2 separate regions of the Homo sapiens genome follow, and region 2 is linked to region 1. A link is a contact called in ENCODE Hi-C or POLR2A ChIA-PET data. All regions are on one chromosome and are shown on one strand. The core of a region is the stretch at or near the end of the contact, and the rest is flanking DNA. Distances in the headings are between cores, read along the strand shown. Region 1 has its middle 16 kb from the start of MIR492. Region 2 overlaps NDUFA12 (NADH:ubiquinone oxidoreductase subunit A12).

Evidence for each region. A loop is a pair of places that touch in the nucleus more often than their neighbours do. ChIA-PET counts read pairs that join two places held with the same protein, here RNA polymerase II (POLR2A). Pooled maps may share reads with other maps.
Region 2: a map of naive thymus-derived CD4-positive, alpha-beta T cell shows a loop between it and region 1 (19-fold over the local background). The contact joins two enhancer-like sites. A Hi-C loop is called at or near these places in 3 of 168 maps with a recorded cell type or tissue (OCI-LY7, naive thymus-derived CD4-positive, alpha-beta T cell and natural killer cell) and 7 of 50 pooled maps. POLR2A ChIA-PET finds 5 or more read pairs at or near these places in 1 of 52 experiments (WTC11).

The regions. Positions count from the first base shown.
Region 1 is chr12:94,816,737-94,819,486 of GRCh38, forward strand. No RefSeq gene overlaps it. Among named protein-coding and RNA genes, the nearest start is that of MIR492, 16 kb to the right of the region's middle. RefSeq lists an enhancer at 1,305-1,824. Within about 2 kb of position 1,460, at least 3 of the 41 ENCODE cell types and tissues checked have a DNase peak (open chromatin) inside an H3K27ac peak, as active enhancers do.
Region 2 is chr12:94,980,751-94,983,450 of GRCh38, forward strand. The region is part of intron 3 of NDUFA12 (NADH:ubiquinone oxidoreductase subunit A12); the gene reads right to left. Among named protein-coding and RNA genes, the nearest start is that of NDUFA12, 22 kb to the right of the region's middle. Within about 2 kb of position 1,426, at least 3 of the 41 ENCODE cell types and tissues checked have a DNase peak (open chromatin) inside an H3K27ac peak, as active enhancers do.

The DNA of each region.
Region 1 (2,750 bases), core at 210-2,709:
CTGTACTATAGGCTGGGAGCAGTGGCTCACGCCTATAACCCCAGCACTTTGGGAGGCCAAGGCAGGCAAATCACTTGAGGCCAGGAGTTCAAGACCAGCCTGGCCAACATAGTGAAAACCCATCTCTGCTAAAAATACAAAGATTAGCCGGGTGTGGTGGCTGGGGCCTGGAACCCCACCTACTTAGGAGGCTGAGGCACAAGAATTGCTTGAACCTGGGAGGCGGGCCATGAGCCTAGATCGCACCACTGCACTCCAGCTTGGATCACAGAGCGAGACTGTCTCAAAAAAAAAAAAAAAAAAAAAAAAAAAAGAAAGAACTTACTGTAAAATCTGCTTTGCTTTGTTACTCACTCTTATGAATACAGAGCCAATCACTGGTTCTAGCCTCACTATTATGCTATATTAAGGGAGGAGACCACCCCTCATATTGTCTTACACCCAATTTCTGCCTCCAAATAAAGAAGTAAAAACTAAAAGGCAGAAATGAAATCCACAGGCAGACAGCCCAGCGCTGAGCCCTGGGCCTGGTAGTTAAAGATCGACCCCTAACCTAAGCGGTTATGTCATCTATAGATTCCAGACATTATATGGAAAAGCATTGTGAAAATCCCTGTCCTGTTCCGTTCTGATTACCAGTGCATGCAGCCCCCAGTCACGTACTCCCAGCTTGCTCAATCGATCACGATCCTCTCACGCGGACCCCCTTAGAGTTGTAAGCCCTTAAAAGGGACAGGAATTGCTCACTTGGGGAGCTCAGTTGTTGGAGACGTGAGTCTTGCCGACGCTCCCAGCCGAATAAAGCCCTTCCTTAACTCGGTGTCTGAGGGGTTTTGTCTGCAGCTCGTCCTGCTACAATATTACTGTATATATGTAAAATATGCTATATTACTATATTTTCTCATTTATAAAGTGGGAGTAAAAATAACAGCTACCTCATTGCATTTTTGTGAGGATTAAATTAGTTAACACATGTATAATAGTTATGGGACATAGTGACCACTTAAGAAATGTTAGCTAGTATTATTGTTGTTGTTACCAGGCACTGTTCTGGCTAACATTCTATTAGACCAAGTTAAATATTAGTTCATTTAGTTAATCTGCCCAGAAAAGTATTAATAGAAGCAAGTTGCCCATATAACCTGTCCCCTTGACAACAAAATTTGCCTTCTGAAAGCCATTAATGGATTCTCAAGGTACAAGAATTGCCTATGAATTGTTTACTTTTTAGAATATGATTTCCCCTTGAGGCAGAATATATATTTAACAGGTCCTAAATGTATACCAGAAAGAACTGAATCGCCAGCTTCACTAACAGGTTTCTCTAAAAAGAAAATCAGACAGCAATTTTACCTTCTGTTCAGGCCAGATGATGTTCCTAATCCTGCAAGGTCTGGGGTACTTTCATCTGATAAGAGCCCATGAGCTTCTGAGAGCTTCAAATGACTACTACTTAGGTTAAAAATAAGCACCGAGAAACAAAAACTGAGAAACAAAAGCAGAAGTATTTCTAAAATTGCTCTCTTCGCACTGTCTCGCTGCGGGTACTTTCCTGTCTCTCAGATCACTGACCTTCAGTCCAGCAATTTCCAGTGTCCTGCAGGCTGCTGATCCCAAGATGCTCAGCCACACAAAGGTGTTGCGGCCAAGTAAGGTTGGGGAACCCATACTATACTCCCTTTTGCCACAATACCTTTTTAACCAGACTCCTTTTGTGATAGTAGGTAGCTAGTTAGACCTGAGCAGGGCAGAAGAGGGCTCCCCTGCCCCACTCCAGGAGTGTCAGGCAACCACTGAGGTCAGGCAGTTGTTAACTGTCTCTCTAAAATAATAATTGGGCCGGGCACGGTGGCTCACACCTGTAATCCCAGCACTTTGGGAGGCTGAGGCAGGCGGATCTCTTGAGGTCTGGAGTTTGAGACCAGCTTGGCCAACACAGTGAAACCCCATCTCTAATAAAAATACAAAAATTGGCAGGGCATGGTTGCGGGCACCTGTAATCCCAGCTTCCCCGGGAGCCTGAGGCAGGAGAATCGCTTGAACCTGGGAGGCGGAGGTTGCAGTGAGCCGAGATCGCACCACTGCACTCCAGCCTAGGCTACAGAGCGAGAATCTAAATAAAAGAATAAAATAAAATAAAATAATAATTGGTCACAGCCAGCACCAGAGAAAGGCAGTCTCCCAATAGATAGAAACACCTGAAGCTGGGAATCAGCAGTTTCCTGATAAGATCTCAGGAGTTGGGCCAGTGGGCTCAAGCAAAAAAGAGGCAAAATGGCAAAGTTTAACTGGTATATGACCTTCTAGGAACATTCAACTGGTAAGAGAAGAATGCCTCGAGTGAGCATGCGTACAACTCCAGTAAACATACCGTGCATGCATCACTCCTAAGTGCTGGCAGCCACTGCGGATGCGGAGAGCCCACCCAAGGGAAGAATCAGGAGACAAGGGACACAAGCTCCTGGAAATATGACAACATATAAAATCCCAAGTCAATGGGGAATCCATGCACTTGATCTCTCCAGTCACCCCCTTGGCCCTCTTCCAAGTTCACTTCCTTTCATTCCTGCTGTAAAGCTTTTGAATAAACTTTCATTCCTCTAAAACTTGCCTTGGTCTCTGTGTCAAATATTTTCTTCTGAAGAGGGAAGAATTGAGGTTGCTGCAGACCTGTATGGACTCACCACTGCTAACACCTTTTTCAAGGAATATCTACTAGAATCTAGGTGTTGGAAATGCTGAAATAGTCT
Region 2 (2,700 bases), core at 176-2,675, 160 kb after region 1:
GCCACCAAGTGGGAAAACGGTATACGTGCAATAGAGAAAAATCTAACCAAGCCATGTCTTGCTTTGTTTTTTTTTTTAACTTGGTTCAAAGGACTTCAAGGTTCCAATACTTCAAACCACAAAAAGCACATCTTTATTTCTTCTGATACAAGTGAAAACAATAATTTTATACAGCCGTGCATGAAATAGCCCAAACTTTCTACTTTTCTACACTAATTCTATATAAATGCTAACTACCATAACAATGAAAATGAAGACTTCTGTGTGTTACTGTGTAGACGGTGGCAATTAGATAACTTCAGAATAAAACTGAAGGCAATAAAATTGGCATTGAACAAAATAAAGACAAGAACAAGAGAAAAAAAAAGAAAGAAAAAGTAGTATAGAATAGTACTTGAGCTGGGCACGGTAGTTCACACCTGTAATGTCAACACTTTGGGAGGCCAAGGCAGGTGGATAGCTTGAGCCCAGGAGTTTGAGACCAGCCTGGGCAACATGGCAAAACACTGTCTCTACTAAATACATACATACATACATACATACAAACAGTAGCCGGGCATGGTGGCCCGTGCCTGTAGCCCCAGCTACTCCGGGTGCTGAGGCAGGAGGATGGCTTGAGCCCAGGAGGTCGAGGCTGCAGTAAGCCAAGATCGCACCACTGAACTCCAGCCTGGGTGATAGAGCGAGACACTGCCTCAAAATAAAATAAAATGTTATTTGTTATCTACTTAAATACTTTCAGGGTATTCTACTCAATCAAATTAAATATAAATTCCTGAAGAAGAAATTAATATCTTGTTGCTGATCCCATAAGAGAATAAAACATATAGGAAAATGAAGGTACTGTAAAAAAAGACACTAAATTAGAACACAGTATTAGTACTAGTATTCATTAAGTGCCTATAAACTACAAGAGAACAAAGACCATACATATTTCACTCACCACTGTGAATATATAAACCCATCAAGGCCTGACATATAGGGGGGTGCTCAATATATATTTGTTGAATGAATCAAGTTTGTAAGCAGACTGTGTTAGGTTCTAGGCAATCCGTTTCTTATTTTCAAGGCACGTGTAGCTCAACTGCCCATCCAAGAAGTTTGCACCACCATCTTTTGTTTTTGTACTGGTGGACTTAGCAGCCTTTACTGGTGGCTGGTAGATTCAAAGAAGTGAAGGCCTTTAGACCAGAGAGATAAAATGAGCTCATTTTTCCACAAGATTTCTAATGTTTCCCATAAGATTAGAGAACATTAAATGAAACAGAGAAGCTGACTAAAATTCTATCCAAAACGCTAATGTCTCTAAGGGAAATCTTTCCCTAGGTGAGATTATGCAGCTACTGAACAGACTCATAAGACTATCATAGGCCACACTTGGCATCTGAGAACTCAGGACAGAGGACAGGAATCACAGCTTGCCAGCTGGGCAGCATCAGATGTTCCTCTCCCTGGGAGTCTGTGCAGTTGTTCATGCAAGTGACAGCTCACCCAGCCGTCCAGAAGCTATTTTCTTTTTCTTTTCTTTTTTTTTTTTTTTTTTGAGACAGAGTCTCTCTGTTGCCCAGGCTGGAGTGCAGTGGTGTGATCTCGGCTCACTGCAAGCTCCGCTTCCCAGGTTCATGCCAGTCTCCTGCCTCAGCCTCCCAAGTAGCTGGGACTACAGGCGACCGCCACTAGGCCCGGCTAATTTTTTTTTGTAGTTTAAGTGGAGACGGGGTTTCACTGTGTTAGCCAAGATGGTCTCGATCACCTGACCTCATGATCTGCCTGCTTTGGCCTCCCAAGGTGCTGTGTGTGAGCCACCACGCCCGGCCCAGAAGCTATTTTCTTTAACTCCCTAGATGACACAGCTCAGGCTCAAGGGAGATGAGAGCATCATGAGACAGGTGCAGGAGCTGCCCTAACTTCAAAGCTTTACGCTCCACCAGAGCCAACGTCTCTAGTAACTCCAAAGGCATAGCTTCAGGATTCCCTTTCCCACAGGGTCATGCCAGTTCTAAGAGCAGCAGCACTCACCAGGCATTTCTAATTCCTCTCAATCCAGAGGCAATTTCCCAATCAGAGGTCGATTTTATATTGCAATACTGTTAAAACAATTTTATCTGGTTTCCAGGATAACAGAGCTAGGCATTTAACTGAAGGTCATATTCTCCTAACCCTTAATTTATAAAGTTAAGTTGAATACTACACTAGATAAAATCAAACCAAAATCCTATCTCCAGCATCAATCTCTAGCCTAACCAACAGGCTAGTTTTCAACTGTCTACTCACCTTCTCACGTGGTCGTCTATCAAGCTTCTCATACTTAACGTAGACTACCTCTTCTAAACCTGCTCCCCCTACTCCACTCTTCCCTATCTCAGTAACTGTACCTCTAGTAGTTCAGGCCAAAAATATTGAAGTCATCCTTGACTGGTTTTTCTCTCAAAAGCCAATCAATCAGCAACTCCTGCTGACCCCATCTTACTTGGCACCCTCTAAGAGGGCCTCCAACGATCACTGCCTCCTGGTATTCACACCCTTGTATAATACCCTCATTTTAAGTGTGGCTGGACTGATTGACTTGCTTCTAATAAATAGACAACTGAAGTATGGGATATCACTTCCTAGATGAGGTTTAAAAAGACTGTTCCTTCCACCTTGGTCTGGGGAAGCCAGACGCCATGTCAAGAGGTGGCCTGTGCAGAGGTCTACTGA